2 separate regions of the Homo sapiens genome follow, and region 2 is linked to region 1. The links are chromatin loops, found by intact Hi-C in ENCODE. Cell type or tissue: gastrocnemius medialis. All regions are shown on one strand. Each heading gives the region's core, and the rest is flanking DNA. Links, peaks and the distances in the headings are about the cores only.

Evidence for each region. Hi-C counts contacts between places; a loop is a spot of excess contacts. Peaks named below come from ENCODE experiments on the same cell type or tissue, not always from the same donor. Only the 100,000 strongest peaks of a DNase experiment are listed, where the experiment ranks them.
Region 2: a loop joins it to region 1, with 9 times the contacts of the local background. A loop is called at or near these places in 8 of 110 quality-filtered maps.

Annotation. Positions count from the first base shown.
Region 1 is chr6:6,820,481-6,832,485 of GRCh38, reverse strand. No RefSeq gene overlaps it. Among named protein-coding and RNA genes, the nearest start is that of LINC03055, 59 kb to the left of the region's middle. In gastrocnemius medialis, for the core only: no CTCF peak of the experiment used is centred there; DNase peaks (open chromatin) are centred at 6,015 and 7,145; H3K4me3 peaks cover 1,011 bases; H3K27ac peaks cover 6,186 bases.
Region 2 is chr6:6,886,904-6,898,908 of GRCh38, reverse strand. It overlaps LINC03055 (long intergenic non-protein coding RNA 3055), which reads right to left. Exons shown (of 3, transcript XR_926430.2): 2 at 7,449-7,556; 3 at 341-686. It overlaps LOC105374903 (a long non-coding RNA gene), which reads left to right and starts at 8,555. Exons shown (of 3, transcript XR_926431.3): 1 at 8,555-8,639. RefSeq lists an enhancer at 11,170-11,805. In gastrocnemius medialis, for the core only: no CTCF peak of the experiment used is centred there; DNase peaks (open chromatin) are centred at 4,988, 5,588, 5,998, 6,548 and 2 weaker places; H3K4me3 peaks cover 1,148 bases; H3K27ac peaks cover 7,874 bases.

The DNA.
Region 1 (12,005 bases), core at 2,322-10,321:
TATTATGATAGGCAAACATCCACAATGAAAAGCAGCTAACACTGACACCCTTGTGGGCAGGTCGGGAGCATCCATGTCCCCAGGGATATCTCCCAGGCCTCTTCCCGTGCACACGATCTCTCTTCCTTCCCATGTGCCCTTCTGTGGCTGCAATCCCACCTCTATGCTGGTGAATCTGGCATCTCAAGCTTGGTTGCTATCTCCACGTCTCTTACGAGTTTCAGACTGTTACATTCAACCCACTCCTCCACATAGCCTCTTCCATGTCCCTCAAACTAAACTGAACTCATTATCTCTAAGAAAGTCTACGTGTGGGGCAGTGGAGGTCATGGACTCTGGGTTGGATACCTTGGGTTAGAAGCCCAGCTGTATAGCCTTGGAAAAGTTACAGACCTTTTATGGCTTAGTTTTGTCATCTATAAAACGGGGATAGCATCTATCTCACAAGGTTGTTACGCCGATTAAATGACTTCATGGATGGAAAACGATTAGAATATTTCCTGGCACATAGTAAGCATTCAATAAGTTTTTCTTTTCCACCAGATTTAGACCTTTCCTTATTTCCTTTTCTCAGCTAATACTCCTTAATCACATGCACTAGAAACTTCGAAGTCACACTTGACTGCTTTTTTCCTTCTCTTGATATTATAACAGTTTAAAAGTCTACTGACTCAATATCTCAAATGTTTCTCAGATCCTTCTCCTTCTGTCCAACCCCGCTGCCACTTCCTTGGTTTTGGCCACAATCCTCTTTTGTTTGGATAAGAGAAACAGTCCTCTAACTGGTTTCTTAGCCACCAGGTACTTCCAGTTTGTAGAAGGACAAAATTATTTCATGTGATAATCATAACAGCTAATGTTTTTTGAATCTCCACTGTAAACTAAAAAATCTAAGAGCTGGCAGGGAGCCGTGGCTCACGCCTGTAATCCCAGCACTTTGGGAGGCCGAGGTGGGCAGATCACAAGGTCAGGAGTTTGAGACCAGCCTGGCCAACATGGTGAAACCCCGTCTCTACTAAAAAATATAAAAATTAGCCGGGCGTGGTGGCATGCGCTTGTAATCCCATCTACTCAGAAGGATGAGGAAGAAGAATTGCTTGAACCCAGGAGGCAGACGTTGCAGTGAGCCGAGATCACGCCACTGCACTCCAGAGCCTGGATGACAGGGAGAGACTTTGTTTCAGGAAAAAAAAAAAATCTAAGAGCTTTACATGGATTTGTTCATTTGATTGTCACACCAACCTCCGGCATAGGATCATAATTTTTATTATCTCTCTTTGTAGATGGGCAAACCAAGGCATGGAGTGCTTAGAGGACTTACTCAGGGCTGCACAGCAGTAAATGGTCCAGGTGGGATTGAACACAGGCTCCCAGAGCAGACATTTATGTTCTTTGCTGGATCCTGGGCCCTCTGCAGGAGTTTCCAGGAGAGCTGGAATTTTGATTTCAATGTATTCTAAACTAAAATTATGAAACAAATTGAACTTGATTGATTTAATTAAATCTTTTTTTTCTTTTTCTTATTTATTTATTTATTTTTGAGACAGGGTCTTGCTGTGTTGCCCAGGCTGGAGTGTAGTGGTGTGTTTGTGACTCACTGCAGCCTTGACCTCCTGGGCTCAAGCAATCCTCTCACCTCAGCCTCCTGAGTGGCTGGGACTACAGGTGTGTGCCACCATGCCCAGGTAATTTTTGTATTTTTTGTAGAGAGAGTGTCTCACCATGTTGATCAGGTTGGATTTGAACTCCTGGGCTCAAGTGAGCCACCTGCCTTGGCCTCCCAAAGTGTTGGGATTGCAAGCATGAGCCACTGTGCTTGGCTGATTAATTGAAAATATGTAGATTAACACTGGTAGTTTCACTTGATCTGTTTGTCAGGTGATCATTCCTATATACGGCCCTGTGAGGAGAGAGGGCATTTGACAATTTGAGAGACTGACAGATAACGACATGCTCACTCATGTTCACTGCCAATGACTTGTCACATCTGCCAATGACTTGTCACATGTAGCTCATGTGCTACAAGGAGGTCGTGGTGTGGCTAAATAAGTGTGTGTGTGTATATACACACACATATGCATATATACATACATATACATATGTAGCATAGCATATAACTGACTTCTATGTAGAATCTTTTCACGTTTTATGAAATGGGAAGTAGAGAGGAAACATGTATTTCAAGTAGAGGTTTATTCAAGGCAAAGCTCTCAGGAGATTTGTCAGATCTGAAGATGCAGATTTGACAGCAATTCCAAAATTTCTGACCTGTTCTGATGAGTAGCTATCAGTAGATATAAGCTATGTAGAAAATCATCTTGAAAATTAAGAACAACTTAATTTGTCTCTTCTCAATACAGATGACATTTTAATAATGAGTGAAAGAATAATTGATTTTCAAAAGAAAGTTATGTTGCAGTGAGAGCATGTTGAAAACAGGTCTTTGAGATTATTTCTAAATCTTGCAGTGTCCTTCCCTCCCTCCCTTCCTCTCTCCCTACTTCCCTTCTTCCCTCCCTGCCTTCCTTCCTCCCTCCTTCCTTCCTTCTCGTCCTTCCTTTCAGCTGAAAATGATATTTATTAAATATAGACCTCGTACCTGCATTCTTTAAAAATATGGAAAAAGAATTTTCTATTCTGCCCCCAATTTGTCAAATAAAAAATTTCAGTGAGTTTTAAAGACATTTGTTAAAAGTATAAAGTACAACAACTTCTGATTAATTTTTAATAATAGCCAATCAACATTAGTGAAGACTGATACTTAACAGCCAAATTTCAATACACCTTTTGCTTAATATGGTGGATAGGTTTAAAAGATACGTACCAATGTACCAAGATCCTCATTTGGACCTACTTATGTTTGTGAGGCACGTCTTTTACTTATGACAGTCATTAAAATCAAATATCAAAATATGACCTTCAAATCACATGCTAAGCCAAGATTTGAAAAAATAACTAAAATTATTCAATCATATTACTCTCATAGAATATTAACATTACATATAAAGCTTTTTTTTTTTTTGAGATGGAGTCTCACTCTGTCGCTCAGGCTGGAGTGCAGTGGCGCAATCTCGGCTCACTGCAAGCTCCGCCTCCCGGGTTCATGCCATTCTCCCGCCTCAGCCTCCTGAGTAGCTGGGACTACAGGTGCCCACCACCACGCCTGGCTAATTTTGGTATTTTTAGTAGAGACGGGGTTTCACTGTGTTAGCCAGGATGGTCTCGATCTCCTGACGTCGTGATCCACCCGCCTTGGCCTCCCAAAGTGCTGGGATTACAGGCATGAGTCACTGTGCCCAGCCTCATATAAAGCTTTTTATATGGTTGATAAATAAAATATTTTAAATTATTAAAATATTTTCTTTAAATTTTTGTTCTTATATTTCCTAATGTTTCTAAAAATTATATAGAGGCAATCATATGAAATTTATAAACAAAGCAGTATTAATGCACTAGTACCACTTGAATTTTTTCCCCCTGACAAAAATGTTTGAAGGCCACTGCTCAATTTTATAAATATTGTTTTTTTTTTTTGTCATTGTCATTCTGCTAGTCAGAATACTTTAAATTTGCTAAGTGCTTATTTCTGCTACCTTTCTGGAATGAAGATTGTTGCTCTAATTAGATGTTTGCTTCTTGTTTTTTCTTTATATATATTACACATATATGTAGTTTGCCTTATTTTCTAAACTTCAAATTTCAGCTCCTTCTTGGGGTATAGCCTTGTTTCTAACTGATTAATTTCCCCCCACTTCAACTTTTCAGTCTTTTCCATTTTCTTTTTTTTTTTTTTTTTGAGACAGAGCATCACTTTGTCACCCAGGCTGGAGTTAAATGGCGCTATCTTGGCTCACTGAAACTTCTGCCTCCTGGGTTCAGGTGGTTCTCGTGCCTCAACCACCTGAGTAGCTGGGACTACAGGTGTGTGCTACAGCGCCCATCTAATTTTTGTATTTTTTTAAGTTGAAATGAGGTTTCACCACATTGTCCAGGTTGGTCTCGAACTCCTGACCTCAAGTGATCTGCCCGCCTTGGCCTCCCAAAGTGCTGGGATTACAGGCGTGAGACATGGTGCCTGGTCTTTTTTTTCTTCTTTCTGTCCAATTTGTGTGTTAGGTTCAGGGAGTACATATGCAGGTTGGTTACTGGGTAAATTGCATGTCACAGAGGTTTAGTGTACAGATTATTTTGTCACCCACATAATGAACATAGTACTAGATAGGTAGTTTTTTGATCCTGACCCTTCTCCCAGCCTCTACTCTCAAGCAGTCCCTCCCTCCCTTCCTCCCTCCCTCCCTTCCTTCCTTCCTTTCTTTCTATCTTTTTGTCTGTCTTTTTGGAGTCTCGCTCTGTTGTCCAGGCTGGAGTGCAGTGGCGTGATCTCGGCTCACTGCACCCTCCCCTTCCCAGGTTCAAGCGATTCTCCTGCCTCAGCCGCCCAAGTAGCTGGGACTATAGGTGCCAGCCACCACGCCTGGCTAATTTTTTGTATTTTTAGTGGAGACGGGGTTTCACCGTGTTAGCCAGGATGGTCTCCATCTCCTGGCCTCGTGATCCGCCCACCTTGGCCTCCCAAAGTGCTGGGATTACTGGCGTGACAGGGTCTGGCTCTATCACCCAGGCTGGAGTACAGTGGCTCAATCTCAGCTCACTGTATCCTTGACCTCCTAGGATCAGTTGATCCTCCCACCTCAGCCTCCGGAGTAGCTGGGATTACAGGCACGTGCCCCCATGCCTGGCTAATTTTTGTGTTTTTTGTAGAGACAGGGTTTCACCGTATTGCCCAGGCTGGTCTCAAACTCCCAAGCTCAAGCGATCCACCCGCCTCGGCTTCCCAAGGAACTGGGATTACAGGCATGAGCCACCACACCCGGCCTCCTTTTTCTTTCACAATATTCCTTTTAAACAATGCAAAACTTGTGTTTTGCATTCTACTTTAAGCATGCCGGGTCGTCTCCTGCCGGGTGGGGAGCCCCCTCTGTCTTCCCTTCTGTGCTCCCACTTTCTGCCTTACCCCGCTGGGTTGCTGGCTTCAGACCTCTCTCCTTCTCTCTTTTCCCTTTCTCTTCTCTCTCCTCTGTCCATTATTCCCACTCCCCTCCGGAACACAATCCAATCTCTCAGGAGTATCTGCGGTGGGAGGAGCATCACAGGGAAGTAGCTGGGACTCATTGATCCAATCTCTCAGGAGTATCTGTGGTGAGAGGAGCATCACGGAGAAGTAGCTGGGACTCACTGATTTCTGCTTCCCTGGTTGGGGCAGTGATGCCCAGCCGGGCGCATAAAACAAAACTGGGCCTCCCGGCTCCCAGCACCACTGGTCAATGGCAGCACTGTGGCCCTAAGCCCCACCCTCAGGCCTTGCTGGGTCCAGCCATCCTGAGCTCAGTGCTCTCACGCTTTTCCCGAGAGATCGTGGAGACCAGTAGGAAATAGCAGAGAAAAACTGAAGTTATTAGTTACGTATGGGAAAATTCGTAGCTGTCTTGTGGGAGGCAGATAATGAGGGACATTTGGATCTTCCAATGTGGGGTCTAAACTTTGTAAATCTCAGGCAAGGCATTGGCTTAGTGGATTAAAATGGAAACCTAAAGGCACCTTGTTACCACGCTGTTTGCTGTAGGGCAGAAAGCAGCGTGCGTCAGGCCAGCTCTGGGTCTCTGCCAAAGGGTTTCATTTCCTGAACCACTAAAACCATTTCCCTTTGAGGGCTGCCCTGTGCCCCAAGCCCCAGCACAGAGCTACAAACAGAGGCTCCAAGGCCAGTGCCCCTCTGGCCACACCTGCCAGTGGAGAATCTGTCCCCATTAGGGGCTTCCTGTGCCCTGCCACAGAGCATCCCCCATTCGCCTGTACAGTCCCTTTCCCCATCTACAGCCTTATGACACTGCCTATCAGCGTCCACAGTCACTGTGTGTGCCGGGGTGGCTGGCTGCAGTGAGAGGCCTGCAGGGGCCCACAGCCATCTGGAGTAGAGGCCAGGTCCTTGGACCTACTTGGAGGAGCCACATTTGGTGGTGTGTCCTTTTGGGATTGTCATCCCTCAGTCTCAGGAGCATGGACGGTCTGACTCACTGCCTGCAGCACACCACGTGGGTAATCTGAGTGCCCGCCGGGCGGGTAGCTGCAGCCCCTGAGCCAGGGCTGCTCTGTTTTTATTCAACTGTTAACACGTCTCAGCTCTTCTTCAATATCAAAATGTTTTCCCATGAACACCGAGTGTAGCATTTTCCCTGTCTTATCGGCCCTAGCAACCAGGAGCCTGGTTTCCAGGAAAGCAGCCACTCGATCCAACCTGGAGAGATCCATTCCCACTCCACTGTTAAGAGCTGGGGCATAAATGCCCAGCAACTGCCGTGGCATTTATGCCCCAGCTCTCAACAGCAGAGTGCGTTTTTTTTTTGTTTTTTTTTTGTTTGTTTGTTTGTTTTTTAGCGGTGGCCACATGATGTCATTCCTAACTGGCCAGCCTTCCTTCTCCCCCGACTCAATGCAGCCCTCATGTCCTCGCAGTCCAGATGCTGGTTTGCAGAATGCTGGGAACACTTTGGGCTCTTTTGTAGGGGGTCAATTTTCTTTGGGTCTCAAAATATCCCTAGTCCCCTAATCCCGTTCCTGGGTTGAGAATGAGTGGTTTGGGCTCCAGAAATGCACACCTGATTGCTGAGAAGCTCTGGCTGGGCTTGCTGGGTAGCCCCAAGAAAGACTTTTTTCTTCCAAGGCGTTCCCTCCTCCCTGCTGTGAAATGGAACACCTTTTGTCTGAATCCCACTTCCTTCGGTGCTGACATGCAACTGTTAGGTGTTTCCCATGCCTGGCAATCACCCTAAGCGCGAAGCTTGGGGGTGCTTTGGTGATCCATGAAAAGGCTGGCAGGCATGTCTTGTGATAGGAAGAGGTTCTGTTTATAACCATATATGTCTCCCCAAGAGAGCTGATAAATAATGTGCTCACTCTGGCAGGGTTGTCTTTCCATAGCTGCCCAGGGGCCCTTTGGCCCCCACTGGCTGCTTCTCCTATTTCAATTTCCATGTCCTCTCGGTTTTGTAACTCAAGGAGCGCCCCTGGCTTAGGAACAGCTGACAACTCCACAGCTCCCAGCAGTGGCACCTGGAGAAGGGGCGGATGGGCACTGACTTGTGGGCGTGCTCTGGGGCACCCTGTCCCCGGCTGTCATGAGTCATTTGCAAGGTGAGCCAGGATGTAAGCTGTGAGGGTGGAGAACGTTTGGTGCAGACCCAGGGCATCTGGCAGGGCCGTGTGGGTGAGTTGTGAGATGGGGAAGAGCATTGCTCCCAGGAGAATCCCACAGACAGCCCTGCCACCACATCCTGATTTTCCATCTCCATCCCTCCACAGAGATGGGGCCAGCCGCACATTTGGGGGCCATTCCCGGCTAGACTCCACTCACATTGCTGAATCAGAGAGCTCAAAGGACCTTCAAAAACCCATCAAACCCAAGCTTTTTATGTTGCAAATGAGGAAACTGAAGCCCAGAGAAAGAGTAATTGTCCCAAATCAGTGTAGGAACCTAACTCCTGTCAGAGCTGTCCCTCCACAGCAGGAGAACTCAGGGGCTGCCCCCACCCCGCGTGTCCTGAGCCTCCACACCTGCAACAGCGGGAGGCGAGCACAGGCTGGTACAGGTGCTGAGGGTGAGTGGGGCGATCAACTGGAGGCAACAGAAGTCATCAGTTTCATCATCATGGTGGGTCCCTGTCCTCTCTTGCTCTGCTGACCCCTCCTGCTGCACTTCCCTGGCCCCTTCCAAAAGCAGTGGCTTTTCCTTCTGGGTTGATGTAAATCCTTCGCTGCTTTAGCCCCAGGAGAGGGACCAGCTGATCCAAGCTAGGGTGGCTGTGAAGAACACAGTGGGGCTGCTCCTGCCTCCAGCTGCCCTGTCATGATGGAGCACCTGGGGTGCAGGGAGCAAAGGGCCGTCCCAGCACAGCCTGCCATCTCCAGGGTGGCTGGCGATGGCTGTGCACGACCATGGCCAAGAAGCTGTTAGGCTCTGATGATCCCGTCACTGAGCGTAGGAGTGGGAATTTCTGAGAAAGCCCCTAAAGGTGGCAGCATGGACAAAAGCTTCTCCCTAGCTTCAAGGGGCATCTTTCCTCAGAGCTGTGGAATGCCACGCATCTGTTTATCTCCCCAGAGTGCCTGCCTGCCGACTGTCTACCTCTGATTTCTCCGTGGGCTCAGCATGCCATTGGCATTTAATCCATTTGAAAAAATAGTAACGTCCAAGCCACCGACCTTCACATAAAGGCCTTGGAGACCCCTGCCAGTGTGTCTTCTATGTGGGGACTGATTGATCCCTGCCAGATAGCCCAGTTGGAAAGGGTAAAAAGAAACAGGACCCCAGTGCCAGGAGCAAGGGACCCGTGGGCCACCGAGCAGGTAGTGGAGTTTGCCCTGCACTCGGCCAGGACTCAGAGGTCACAATAACATGGAACTGGGCCAGGGACTTTGCCGGAGGTGATTAGATGTTTGGCATTTCTGAACCAAAGGCCATGACTTTTGCTCCCACATTTCTGATTCTGTGAACAGGCTGTGCCTCCCCCCAGATTGCCAGGGTTTCTGTCCTCTTCCTGCCAAGGAGTGTCAGGTGTGCTGGTGGATTGGACATTTCAAACCCAAGCATCAGGCTGAAGCTGGGGCCCTCTGTCCCCCTCTGTCTCTTGTCTGTCCCTCAAAGAATCTGTTCCACCATTGTTTGGCCAAGACTTCCCTGTCTGGTGGTTAAGAACTGAGGGACTGGGGTTTTCCAGCCAGTCTGCATCTGTGAGGTTTGTCTTCTTCCTTTTTCTAAAAACTGTGAGGCCTGGTCAGTGGAGTCTAGGCAAAATGCTCTTTTCAGCTAGCACTCTCTCTTTCTCTCTCTCTCTCTCTGCCGCCTTCTTCTTCTTCTTTCTCTCTCTCTGCCTCCTCCTCCTCCCCCTCCTCCTCCTTTTCTTCTTCTTCTTCCTTCTCTTTTTTCTTCCTCCTCTTTTCTTCTTCACAAGCTGTCTATAACTTACTTAATCTCCCCACTGAGCCGATTTTAAAAAAGAATATTTTGTAGAGATGGAGTCTTGCTGTGTGGAACAGGCTGATCTTAAACTCCTGGTCTCAAGGGATCTTCCTACCTCAGCCTCCCAAATTGCTGGGATTACAGGTGTGAGCTACTGTGCCTGGCTTGAACTGATTAAGTTCGGGTAGTTGAGATTTGGAGAGAATAAGGAAGTGGCCAGGGGTGGTGGCTGGCAGGTGGACAAGCCCAGGTGTGATTTCCAGGACTTGATGCTGACACCTGTGGAGGAAGGCTCACCATGAGACGAATGCTGCGAGGATGCTGGATGCACTTCTTCCCTTTTTATCTCTCCAGCGGCCCCGTGAGGAGGTAGCCATTGCTATCCCTGTTTTAGATGATGAAATTGAGGCTCAGAGAAGTTAAGTACCTTCCAAAATCGTCAGGTGGGTTTCTGAGCCATTGTTATAGCAGCAAAAGATATTTTCAGGCATCCTGGACATTGTGGATGACTGGATTGTTAGAGTGACCGTCCGTTCAGGTTGGTCCTCAGCCTTGGGCAAGCCTGGAGGGCTGGTCACCCCATTAGGTGCCCCTTCATGTCTTCCTCTTCTTTTCCCACTGTGAACCTATTGCTTTGATCTTCACAGCAATGCGCTGTTATTTGAGTGGTACCCTTGGGAAATGTAGACAGAGCTCTGGGAGCAGAGGGCAGAACCCAAATCCAGGAGTTGTGAGGATTACAGGAGCAAAATTCTTTGCACAGTGCTGGGAAGGCACGAATGCTCAGTACGTGGTGGTTCTTGTTAGTAGCACAATATGGTCTGGAGGGTGGAAGAAAAGAGGGAAACTGGGAGCAACTGCAGAATTAGGCATCAGGTGCCATGGAAGCAGAATGGCTCCATTTGTTGAGCTCCTGTTCAGGGCGGGCATTCTTTCACTTTCCTGGCTGGCATCCTCATGGCTGTGACTAGGTCTGGGAGGCAGGATGGAGGCCACAGTTTCCAGGTGAGGACAGCCAGGCACCTGCCCAAGCCAGGATGGGGTGGAGCAAGAATATGAATTCACCTTGGTCAGACTCCAAAGCGCTGATTTTAATATTGAAACCCAGCTGTCTTTTGGGGGAAAGGGGATGGGGAAAAGACACAGTCAGGAGGGACTCTGAAAGAACACAAGGCAGGGAGGCAGGAAGAAGCAGAGGGAGAAGATGGAGTCTCTGTGGGAACTGGGGAGTGTGAAGGGGTTTCCAGCCAGAGTTTTAAAGAATGGCCTCAGTGCACTGAGCATTCCTATGTGCAAGGCATATCTCTGTGGTTTCACACATATCAACAGTTTCAAGCCTCCCCCCAAATCCTATGAGGTTGGTAGTATTGTCATCATCACCACACCATCATCATCACCATCATCACCACCATCATCACCATCACCATCATCATCACCACACCATCATCATCACCACACCATCATCATCACCATCATCACCACCATCACCATCATCACCATCACCATCATCACCATCATCGTCACCACCACCATCATCACCACCATCATCACCATCACCACCACCACAACTATCGTCATCATCACCACCACCATCACCACCATCATCATCACCACCATCATCACCACCATCATCATCACCATCATCACCACAAATATCAACACCACACCATCATCATCATCATCACCACTATCATTATCACCATCATCTCCATCTTACAAATGAGGAAAGTGAGGCACAGAGGGGTAAAGAAACTTGTCCAAGATCACACAGCTACTAAGTGATGCAGCTGGATTCAAATTTGTCTTACGGTTAAGTAAGGATGAAAGGACCTTCTCCTTCTCCTTCTCCCTCTTCCCCCTCCTCCCCCGTCATCATGTCCTCTTCCTCCTCCTCCTCCTTTTAAAAAGATAGTCTTTTCTTTAGCTGCAAGGCCAGGTTAGTGGAGTCTAGGCAAAGTCTTATTTTTTAGCCAGCTCCTTTCTCTTTCTTTTCTTTTCTCTAATTAGAGCTGGGAAAAGGTGAACCTTTTAGCCCCTCTGCCACATTGCCTTTTTACTGACTCGAGCTAATCAGGGAGTAGGGCTGCTAGTGGTGGTGGAGAGGGGATTTGGTGACTGGCAAGTGGAGAGAAAATTCCAGATGTGTAGGGGTGTGTGTGTGGGTGGGTGGGTGTGTTGGGGGGTGCTCAGACAGAAGTTGCTCTAGGAAAGTAAACACTTGGATCCTGGAGCTTGAAACTCACCCCATCCCACACCTTTTTATTAATTCTCTAAACCTGTATTGTAACCTTCATGGTTGATCTCCTTTCAGGCATGGGGAAAGTGCCAAGCCCTGAGATCACCTGTTGGCTTTGTCCCAACTCGCTGCTCAGGAAGCAGCTTTTGTGCATCTCTTGCTCCTGTGTCTGATGGGAAACTGGGGCGGGAGTAGCAGATCAGGAGAGAACGTGTGCTGGGTGTGGGTTCCCCGGCTGTGGGCGGGCTTTACCTGCTCCAGCCCTCCTGACCAAGGGGAGCCCATGAGTCACCGGTTCTGGCCTGCCTCACCTGTCCAGCCCTCTCCCCTGCATTGCCCCTGCCACCACCACCTCCTCACCCCATGCATTGTTCATCTGTTTCCGTATCTGTCCCCTTTAACTGAGTCACCACTGGGCTTGTCCTGGGACCAGCCCTGCTGTGAACCACACAATCATGAATGGCCCGCACATCAATAGGTTGAAACGGTTAAACAATAAAAGTCTGGCACCAGCCAAGCTGGATGGTTCAACTTGTAAAGAAACAGAATCAACTGCTGCATAGCAGGGAGTCTTGTTTCAGGTGGATTTCACGCTGGAAGGTTCTCTTTCCGCCAACAAATTAGTGAACTAGATATATACCAGAGCTACAGAGAGAAGCTTTCTCTCTAAAGAGAAAGCATGTCACAGATGAGCTGGTGGAAGAGCGTGAAACGCCTCGAACTACAGCATTGTACAAGTGTACATGTGAACTA
Region 2 (12,005 bases), core at 2,468-10,467, 66 kb before region 1:
CAGCCTCTATCTAATGCATCCTATCAGATGAAGCAAGTTCCAGGGTCATTCAATTCCTTTCACTTTGGTTTGGTGTATCACACACATCTGGCTAAAAATTCTGCTTCATTGGCCGGGCGCTGTGGCTCACGCCTGTAATCCCAGTACTTTGGGTGGCCAAAGCGGGTGGATCACCTGAGGTTGGGAGTTCGAGACCTGTCTGGCCAACATGGAGAAACCCCGTCTCTACTAAAAATACAAAATTAGCCAGGCATGGTGGCACATGCCTGTAATCCCAGCTACTTGGGAGGCTGAGGCAGGAGAATCACTTGAAACCGGAGGTGGAGGTTGTGGTGAGCCAAGATGGTGTCATTGCACTCCAGCCGGGCAACAAGAGCAAAACTCAAAAAAAAAAATCTGCTTCATTAGTACACAGCAGGTGGAGGGGGGTGTCCTAGCTATTGGACAAGAAAACTATATTCATTGGAAAAGTTTGTCTTTTGCTCTAAAATTAAGGCCATGGCTCTCTAGTTTGTAAATCAGGCTCTTGGTGAATTTCACTGGCACGAATTGATTCGCCGGCACCAACTGACTCCCAGGTGAGCTAGACTTGATGAAGTTTCTGCGAGACTAAGCAAGAGATCTTCAACTCACGATGATCTCCTCAAGTGCAGTCTTCTGAGTCCCAGTTGAATCCACCAGCTCGCCTGCTTCATTATGTGGTATGAGAAGACATCTGATTAGAGCGTCCACTGAAACAACACCCTCCCCACTAGCATCTTCCATTTGAAGAGAGCTTTGTAATCATCCAGTCTAATCCCTGCCCCATTAGAAGTCCTATGGGACCTAGTGGTCACCTAGGCCAGCAGTGAGCTTGTGACCTCAAACTTTATTCTCTTTGGGATAACTCTAATTGTTAAAATTCGTTTTTCTTTATTTATTGAGCTGAAAATTTTCAGTCTGTAAGTTCATTTCTCCAGAGAAATGAACAGAGTAAATCTACTTCACCCACATGAACACCTTTTGAAATATTAGACTTGCAGGAATTATATACAAGATATAAAAAATTCTTACAGTGAATTTCTCTTTTCCCTAACCATTTAAGGACTGTTCAGTTTAAGAGAAGAATGTGACTTTTGTATTGTAGGCAGAGGGTTAAATTTGACTGGAACAAGAGCAGAGTTTAAGTGTTTTAACCTTCCATTATGTGGTGACTGTCAGGAACTGTGAAGGTTCTGAGATTTTACCCTATTTTCAAAGTTAGCAAGTGAGCCTGCCACAGTTTCAAGATGCTGGCAGAAGACACAAGACTCCTGGTTTAGAGATAAAGGACAGTTTACTACTCACAGCAATAGCAGTAGCCTGAGTACCACCATTTTCTTGTGCTGGTTCCCCAAACCCCAGTTTCACAGGGCAGGCAAGCAGGGCCAGGTGTCAATTCCACATACAGGGTGTGTTACAGGAGAGGAGCCCTGAGTTTAGGAAACCCCAATCTTTTATTAAGGGCGGTAAGTAAACCTGCCAACCTTTGCCTGGGGAAGACATTATCTTTATTATACTGGACAGCAAACAAACCAGCCCTTTGCTCCAGAGGAAAGCACTATCTCTGTCTTCAAAGGCCGTTCTCTATGCAAACATCCTTGCAAAGTTTGGAGCAGAGTTAGTGCTTCTGCATGCAAGAGAATCAGAAAGAAGAGAGACTCCTGCCTCCTGTTAGCAGCCACCTTTGACTTCATTTCAACTCTTCCATACAAATCTTTAAATCACCTAAACCAGCGCACTTATTTTTATAAACCTCCTACCAAACCAAAACTTCATGCCAAAAGATACAGGAGCTAGAAAGAAGAAAAGGGAATGTGGGCCTGAATTAATTCATTATTTCCCTACTAAGTTTTATTTACAACTTCCTCTATTAAGTTCTTTTCATTCACATCCAAGAGACTGTTTCTCCTCCATATAATGCAGATTTCTAGAAGGTGATTTCTAGCAATGCATGAATTCAACTGAAATCGTATTATGGACTATATGAAAACTAGAAGTTTTATACAACAAAAGATAAAATAAAGCATGCTATTAAAAGTCAAGTGAGAGACTTGGATAAAACTTTATGACTTTTTTTTTAATAGACCAAAGATTAATACCCAGACTATTGCTCCTGTGTTCCCTACTGCAAAAGAAAACCAAAAACAAACAAACAAAAAAAAAACAGAAAAAACCAACAAGCCAATAGAGAAAGGACAGAGGATCTGAATGAGTAATTAGAGAAAGGGAAATAAAATGGCTGATAATCTTATGGAGAAATGTTTAACCTCAAGCAGTCTTCAGATAAAACCAAGTTTAGAGAATGAGATAGCCTCAATATATTGGTAAAGACGTGAAAGACTGGTAATTGCCAGTATTGGTGAGAAGGTTAAAATAAGCACTTTCTTTTTTTGTTGTTTAATTTAATTTTTTAAACTTTTATTTTAGGTTCTGGGGTACATGTGAGGGTTTGTTACATAGTAAACAAATGTCAGGAATGTTTGTTGTATAGATGATTTCATCACCTGGGTATTAAGCCCAGTATCCCATAGTTATCTTTTCTGCTTCTCTCCCTCCTCTTACTCTCCCCCATCAAGGAGACCCCATTGTCTGTTGTTTCCTTCTGTGTGTTCATAAGTTCTTATCATTTGGCTCCCATTTATAAGTGAGAACATGCAGTATTTGGTTTTCTGATCCTGCATTAGTTTGCTGAGGATAACAGCCTCCAGCTCCATCCGTGTTCCCGCAAAATACATGATCTCATTCTTTTCATGGCTGCATAGTATTCCATGGTGTATGTGTATCACCTTTTCTTTATCCAATCTGTCATTGATGGGCATTTGTGTTGATTCCATGTAAAATAAGCATGTTCATTGTGAGGGGCAGTAATGTAAATTGATACAGACTTTTTGGAGGCCAACTTCTTAGCTGAATCTCGTGACAGTGCTAATTTAATATTGTTGGTAATGGTAAACTATTGGCAATAATGTAAGTGGCCATCAACAGGGGAATGGCTAAATAAATTGTAGTATGTCCATAACTTAAAATATAGCCATACAGCCTTTTCTCTTTTCTCCTTACATTTCCTGTGACAGGCATTTTTAAAAAATGTATGTATTTATTATTATTATTATTATTTTTAGACACAAGTTCCCACTCTGTTGCCCATGCTGGAGTGCAGTGGTGTGGTCATGGCTCACTGCAACCTCAAACCCCTAGGCTCAAGCAATCCTCCCGTCTTAGCCTCGTGAGTAGCTGGGACTGTAGGCATGCACAACCATACCTGGTAAATTTTTTTTATTTTTTGTAAAGATAGGGTCTCTCTATGTTGACCAGGCTGGTCTCAAACTCCTGGCGTCAATCCTCCAGCCCCAGCCTCCCAAGGCACTGAGCCACTGTACCTGGCTGCCATGCAGCCTTAAAAAGAATGTAGTCTATTTATTGATTTGAAATCATCTCTGAAAAATATTGTTTATTAATAAAAGGAAGTTTTATTAACAGTACTTGTAATTTTTTTTAAATCCAAAACATATTTCTGCATGTAAATGTGTAGGTATATATATGCATATAGAAAGGCATGGAAGACACACACCTAGCTGCCAATGTTTATTAACTCTGAGGAGGAGCGTGGACTAGGAGATGGGGGGGGTGTGGGGCATAAAGGTTTAGTTCATTATTCTTCAGTGTTTATTTTTTTTCTGGAGACAGGGTCTTGCTCTGTCACCTAGGCTGGAGTGCAGTGGTGCAAATTCAGTTCACTGCAACTTCCGCCTCACGGGTTTAAGCAATCCTCCAGCCTCAACCTCCCGAGTAGCTGAGACCACAGGTGCACGCCACCACACCAGGCTAATTTTTGTATTTTATTGTAGAGATGGGGTTTTTCCATGTTGCCCAGGCTGGTCTCAAACTCCTGGGCTCATGCGAACCACCCGCCTCGGTGTCTCAAAGTGCTGGGATTATAGGCGTGAGTCACTGTGCCCGGCCCAGTGTTGATTGCTTTAATCCAATGTGTCACTATATTGCTTGTGCGGTTTAAAAATAAAAAAAATTGTACTGCAGCAAATCGATTTGGTTATTCTGTAGTAGTCACATCGTAACAAGTTCCTTATGGGCCAGCAGTGTATAACTCTGGCTGAAAAAAAGAAACAAGTGGAATTTGGGCTGGGCGCAGTGGCTCACGCCTAGAATCCCAGTATTTTCGGAGGCCAAGGTGGGTGGATCACCCGAGGTCAGGAGTTTGAGATCAGCCTGGCCAACATGGCAAAACTCCATCTCTACTAAAAATGCAAAAATTAGCTGGGCGTGTGGCGGGCGCTTGTAATCCCAGCTACTCAGGAAGCTGAGGCAGGGGAGTTGCTTGAACCCGGGATGTGGAGGTTGCAGTGAGCGGAGAGTGCGCCACTGCACTCCAGCCTGGGCGACAGAGAGAGACTCCATCTCAAACAAACAAACAAAAAACAAGTGGAATTTTAAAACAACTACATGGGAGAAAAAAGTAGGATTTTCATGAAATCCTCCCATTTTTGCACAGCACCGAGCTGTCTGGTTTTCTGTGTCTAGAGCTTCCTAATGAAAGAGAGATAAACACATATTGAAATCAAGGGGGAGATCAAGGATGATTAAAGAGGAAGAAATGAAGATATATCACGAGGATACCACAGTAATTCCAGGGATTGAGGAAGCCAGAGTACATAACGAAGAGACGTTATGCACCCTTAGTGACGTGGGAATGAAGGTATCACTAAACAGCTGCTCAAGAAAGACCAGAAGTTCTCAAAGTGTGGTCCTGGACCAGAGGCATCACCATCACCAGAAAACTTTCTAAAAATGCAAGTTCGCAGACCCCGACCCACACCTGCTGAATCAGAAACGTGGGGGTGGGGCCCAGCAAGGCTTTAGCAAACCTTCCGGGGGATTCGGATGTGCATTCAAGCTTGAGAAACATGACTGTAGACCAGCGCTTCCCAGCACTGACTACGTACGAGTCACCCGGGAGCGTGTTAAGCAGCGCGCTCTGATTCAGCAGGAGAGGCCAAGATGCTGCCGTTCTCACCAACGCCCAGGTGAGGCTGATGCTGCCGCTTCTCAGGCCACACGTTGAATCACTTTTGAAGGAAGGTTGAGTGAGCATTCGGTGACTGCAGGGCTTCGTAAGGAAATAGTCAAGGAAAACACAAATAGCAGCATCAGTTTATCTCCATCGATATTTTAAAGGATCGGAGCAAGAAAAATGCTGCTTTTAGTGGTTTGTTGCCTGGTGTTCCACGGATGTTTCACCAACAGCAATGCCTTTGCATATCTATTACATGCTTCCTGAAAGCCCCAAGCATGACCTGTGAAGCACTCCTCTCTGCAGACGCAGAGGCTGACGCTGGCCCATAGAGCTATTTGCCTTCCAAGGTCACAGAAACCTTGGACGGATCGGGCTGGCAAAGGTCTCCTGACTACCCGGCTGGAGCTCTTTCTGCAGGCCGCTTAAGGCTGTCCTAGTCAAGCCACAGTGGGAAGTAGTGACAGAGAGCATGAGATTGACATTGCTGTGCCTCAGTCGTAAAAACCGGACCAGCTCAGTCTCCAGGCTCACTGGTGAATAATAGGAACCTTTATCATCCTTTCCGTCAGAAAGCATTTATTTAAAACCCCTTGGCTAACTCACAGGGTGAGCTGGCCTGTCACACACCATCACATGGTGTGGAAACTGGCAATTAAATTTAGCAACCCACCTCGGCAAACTCAGACTGAGATGTTTACTGGCCAGCCCAGCCCAGGGGGAGCCAGGGGCTTTCATTCCTAAATCAAGAGGTTTCCAGAAAAAGTGAAACACGGCTTGGGTGGGTTATGCTGAATTATGAGCACCTGTCCCCATCAATAACTTGGCGTCCTCAAAATGCTACTGCAGGACTCTGAGGTCCAAGAATGCCTGTCCTGTACACAGCTGAGGGACGGCTATTGGCCTCACTTGCAGGGCTGCCGCTCAGAGAGGGGGAGATGCCGAAAGGGAAGCGCTTGCTTGCTCCAAGGACAGCTTGTTTGTTTACTGACTCTGGGGACAGAGAGAGACAACATTAATCAAAGAATAGATGTCATTTCCCCTCCACACCCTGAGAAGAGTGCTGCAACTGTGGCCCGTGGTTTATCTGTAACAATGTAGGTGAGCCACTTCAGTGCATTTCCATGATGGCAAACAGCAAGGTGGGCATCCTGAGGAGTGAGTTTCCCGGTTTACAGGGGGCAATCAGAATTATGGCCTGGATGCAGTGATACAGCAATGCCTGTAGTCCAGGAAGCTGTTCTGTTATAAAGGTCTACTTTCTGGAACACCCTTGGGGCTGCAAGCTAGCAAAAGTGGAGTTTGTGTGCATCTTCCGGATCCAGCGGTGTGAGTTAGGATGTCTCAACAAGAGGGGCTGCCATTTGTCATCTTAGCCAAAGACTCAGCCAGAATCCTACTCTTTAGTGGGGCTGGGGATGTGATGGTGAGAGAGAGGTAAGAGGATGAGTCTTGCACAAGCTAGACTTGTTAGTCACAGCTTTCCCAACCCTTGACGTGCCTGGTAAATTATAGCTGCCCAAGTGCAGTGAGGGCTTGTCTTCAACGTGGGCCCAGATCTGCTGCTGTGGGCAGAAAGGGAAGGACCCTCGCAGCCCTACAGGAAGGTACCAGATACCACTCTTCCTGTGTGTGAAAGCACCTGCTGCTCAGATTTAGATAAATGTGTTTCAGCTCAAGCACACCCACAGGAGTATCTGTTCTCCCACCTTACACAACAGCACCTGACAACAGAGAACAAAACTTGAAGTGTCGTAAACCGGGCCCTGAGGGGAGGAAAAAGGCTGGCGGATATGGGAGCTACCCCTGCTCAGAAATGAAGGGGAGTGGCTGTGTATTCTTCTGAATGTATAACCCTAGTGAATTTCCAGTAATGCTGGGTGATGATGGAAGGGCATGGAAGCCTTTAAGGCTGGTAAAACCGAGCTTGCCAAGCCAGGTTCTCACATGTGCTGTCATTAAGAGTCCTGGCAACCTGTTAGTGTCTACCCTGCCCCTTCCAGGTCCCATCTTTATCTCTGCTTTCCCTCCTTCCCTTTTTCTTTTGCTCCTTCTTCTTCTCTCTTGTTTCCTCTCCCCTTTTTAGACCTAAAAACAGTGTCTCCCTCCAGACCTTCCTTCAGTCACTGGGGCCCCTGGGCTAAGGAAATAACTGGTCCTCCATGGGGCAGAAGAAACAGGTCAGGGCCAACACTCATGTGGCCTTGAGTCTAATGCCAGCATGACCCGCTGTGTGGGTTGCTGTCTATTTTCAGTGCCTGGTTTCTCTCTCTGTAAGATGGAGATAATGGTCCTCCCTCTCCCTGCCTTCACAGGGATGATTTCAAGGACAAGCAAGATCATGCTTAAAAGCCCGCCTCGGGGGAAGGGCTGGGTGTTATCAGGATTGTTCATTTACCTTCCAGAGTCTGCTGATGTTTTTACTCGTGTCTTTCTCATCTTGTAAAGCAGGTTACATCCTAAGAGTTGTGTTTGGCTCAAGGTCACGCAAGGTTGGGTGTCTCAGCTGGATTTAAACAAAGAACAATTGAGTTCCTAATCTACGGCTCAGCCCATTGGACCACAGTGACCTCTGGTCTCTTGTACCTGGAAGCCCAGCCCTGCTGGAGGAAGTAATGCGCCTGCTCTCCAGGTGATGTGGGAACCTGTTGTGCCGCTGCCTCCTCCCCCAGCAGCCAGGTGGAATCCAGCTCTCTCTGTGTCCCCAGCATGGCACACCTGCCTAGCACAGCCTGCCTTGCAGAGCAGGTGTTGGCTGTGAGATGCTCAGTCTGGCGAGGGGAGTCAGAGGACGCAAATCTGCTTGGGGGATTCAGAAGTGATGGACAGGCCCCAAGTGTGAGATTTCCAGGCTAATTAAAAAGTTTCTCTTCTATGAAACTTTGAATTTAATTAGTTTGCATATGGGGCATCTAAAATGGAAATACCAGGGAAGCAGAAATGCCAAACAAAAGTGGAAAGATCCCTTCTGAGTGGGGGACGACCCCAGCTGCTGTGGCTGCACTGTGGTGGTCGTTTTCCTGGATTGCCCTGCTCTGCTTTGGACTGCAGGGCTCTGTCTTCTGAGAACTACATTTCCCAGGTCCCCTTGCTCCTGGCTTCTGGCTGGCCTCCACCCAGGGAGTCAGTGAAGATAAACCGAAGGGCTAGCGGACGGGAGATTCAGGGCGTTTCTCTGTCTCTCTGCAGCCTGGTCAGGGTCCTTGGCACTGGTCCTCTGTGGCTGGGTGGCCCTTCCCTCCATCCTTCCAATTCCTACCAGATAGTGCAGGATTCAGGTTCAGATAACATCCCCTTTCCAAGCCCAGAGTGGGTAGAAACTTCTAAACTTCTTCCTGTTATTTCTTTCTGGGTTGCCTCACTGCCCCTGTTTGACTTTTCAGCAACTCCAACGTCTTTGCAACCAGTTCCCCATGTTCCATCCCCTCTGCTGAAGACCTAGGCTGGGCACTGTTTTCCCAACTGATCTGTAGCTGGAATCTCTGAAGGCACGTCTGTGGTACACACGAGGAGCCTGAAACTGGGAGAAGCCCCTGGACCTGCCTGTGTGAATTGCATTAGCAGTGGGACAGGACCCAGCTCTCCCAGGGTAACTTAGAGACTCCTGTGGCTGTGCTTCCTTGTCGGGTGGGGGGCACTTTTGGTTTAATCTTAAAAAATTTATAAGTAGGGTAAGAAATTCATAATAGATAACAGGGTGCACAATAAAAACCTCAATTTTCCTCTCTCTGAACCCTAGTTTCCCAGAATTGCAGATAAGAGATTACAGGCTTGTAATATTTAGGACTTCTCAGGCCCTGGACTGGAAGTTTTTCTCATCTTATTTTTGTTACTCACAATAACCTCACGAGATAGAAACGTTACAGGAGGGGAAACTGAGGCTCTGAGGCAGAAAGCAATGTGCCCAAGTATGTGCCTAAGCTAGGATTCGAAACCAGGTCTGCCTGAGTCCCAAGCCTGGGCTGTTCCTGCTATACCCCAGGAGACCATATGCTGTTGTCCACTGTAATTATCAACAGTGCCCTTCACTCTCAGTCTGGTCTCAGAATATGGGTCATGTGATCACGCTGGCCATACCATGCTATGCCTTGGTGATGGACAAACGTTGGTGATGCAGCTTCCTTGATAGTTGAGGCCTGGCCCTCCATTACCATAGACATCATTGGGTTTAAGGACAGCCTTCACACTTTGGTAGGCAGTTCTTCTTGGCTTATGATGGGGGATGTGGACAACCACATGAGCTCCCCTTCTTCCAGGGAGCTTTCCCTGACTTTCACAACTCCCAGGATCTCCTGGTCCATGCTGCGCTACTGACCTCTTTTAACTTTATGGGATTATTGTTCTAATTTATTTTCTCTTTTAAAAACTATGGTAAAGTGCATATAACGTAAAACTTACTGGCCGGGCGCAGTGTCTCACACCTGTAATCCCAGCACTTTGGGAGGCCGAGGCGGGTGGATCACCTGAGGTCAGGAGTTCGAGACCAGCCTGGCCAACATGGCGAAACCCTGTCGCTACTAAAAATACAAAAATTAGCTGGGTGTGGTGGCGCATGCCTGTAATCCCAGCTACTTGGGAGGCTGAGGCAGGAGAACCCCTTGAACCTGGGAGGCGGAGGTTGCAGTGAGCCAAGATTGCGCCACTGCATTCCAGCCTGGGTGACACTCCTTCTCAAAAATAAAATTTAAAAAAACCCCACTTACTATCTTAACCATTTTTAAGTGTACAGTGTAGCAGTTTGTTTTTTTTAGAGACAGAGTCTTACTGGCTCAAGTGCAGTGGCACGCTCACAGCTCACTGCAGCCTTGGCCTCCTGCACTTAAGTGATCCTCCCACCTCAGCCTCCCCAGTTGCTGGGACTGCAGGCATGAGCACTGGCAGTTTAGCAGCATTAAGCACGTTCACATGGTCTTGCTACCACCACCACCATCCATCTCCAGAACTCTTTTCATTTTGCAAGACTGGAGCTTTGTGCCAATTGAACACCAAGTCCCTTTTCCCTTCTCCTTCCAGCCCCTGATGACCACACTTCTACTTTGTTTCTACGAATGTGGTGACTCTAGGTATCCCCTGTAAGCAGAATCATTCAGTATCTGTCCTTTTGTGTCTGGCTTATCTTAGCATAATGTTCTCAAGGTCCATCCATGTTGTAGCATGTGTCAAAATTTTCTTGCTTTTAATGCATTCTTTTTTTTTTTTTGAGACGGAGTCTCGCCCTGTCTCCCAGGCTGGAGTGCAATGGTGTGATCTAGGCTCACTGCAACATCCACCTCCTGGGTTCAAATGATTCTCCTGCCTCAACCTCCCGAGTAGCTGGGATTACAGACACCCACCACCATGTCCAGCTAATTTTTTGTTGTTGTTGTATTTTTAGTAGAGATGCAGTTTCACCATGTTTACCAGGCTGGTCTCGAACTCCTGACCTCGTGATCCGCCTGCCTCGGCCTCCTAACGTGCTGGGATTACAGGCGTGAGCCACCATGCCTGGCCAAGGTTTGTTTTTGTTTTTGTTTTTTTTGGAGATGGAGTCTCGCTGTGTCACCCAGGCTGGGGTGCAGTGGTGTGATCTCGACTCACTGTAAGCTCCGCCTCCCAGGTTCATGCCATTCTCCTGCCTCAGCCTCCCGAGTAGCTGGGACTACAGGCATGTGCCACCACTCCTGGCTAATTTTTTTTGTATTTTTAGTAGAGATGGGGTTTCACCGTGTTAGCCAGGATGGTCTCCATCTCCTGACCTCATAATCTGCCAGCCTCAGCCTCCCAAAGTGCTGGGATTACAGGTGTGAGCCACCACACCCGGCCCCAAGGCGTTCTTAATTAAGTTTTATGTTAATGCTCTAAGGGTGAGTACATCCTTGTGGCTTTTGGAGTGTCACACAGTGTGGCAGTATATTTGACTGCTTAGTCAGTATTAACAAGTGAATAATGCAGATTTGACATTTTCTAGCACTTGTAGCTGCCAGAGGAGTGAGGCAAGAGGCTTACAAGTTGAGCGCAGCCCCCAGTCAGTCTGTGACCTGGTCTTTTGTGGCATCATTGCTTTCAACTACACTTGTACTTAAGTTTATGGCATAGATTAAGAATTGGCTTTTTGCACTTAATTGAAAAACAGAGGTTACATAGTGGTGTCTCATCAGTTCAGCAGCAATGCTTCAATCAGAGGTGCACGTGTGTGTGAAAGTGTGAGTGTGTGTTTGTGTGAATCACTTTGCAGTGACAAGCTAGATGCAGGCCGTGGAATTTCTCTTCCCATTTACTCTGCCTTAATAGAAGCATTGGTTTAGAGAGAATATTGATATGCTGATTCTAAATTGGAGACCCTCCCAAAAGAAGAAAAAGTCTCGAGTTTCTTTTCCTGTCTTTTTATATGAAGAGTGTTTCCTTCAAAGGAGAACAGGAAAGAAGGTGCTGAATTTGGGTGTGTGGGCTCTTTGCTCGCTTAAGGCCCAGGGAGTCACCACAGCCATGGCTGACAGTGCCAGCTTTCCTGCATGCGGCCGCTGGCCCATGGGTTTCACTTTCCTGTTTTACATTGTAGAAATGGGGACAGAGAGACCGAATGACAGGCACGTGGCCACGCAGCTGATTCAAATAGGGGTGGTCTGGCTCTGTCAACAAGGTTTGTTTAGGGTCTGGTAAGGGGTCACATCTTGGAGGTATCAAGGTGCACTTGGCTCCAATTGCATCTGCGTCTAGCAGGCTGGAGTTTGCTGCGCACCGTGGGCTGGAGCCAGGCCTGCACGCCTCCCTCCCATCTTCAGACAGCAGCTGCCTCTGGCCTTGGCCTGCTTTCCTCTCTTGCTGAAGGAGCCCCACCAGGTGGCCCAGCGTCCTCCATCTGTGGGGTCTCAGGCCTTGCGTAGCCTCATGCCCCAGGAGCTCATCTTGATGCTGGACGTTGCCCTGAGGTCAGCCTGGAGTTCTAGCTGGGCCTGGTGACCCTGAAGCTGTCTCC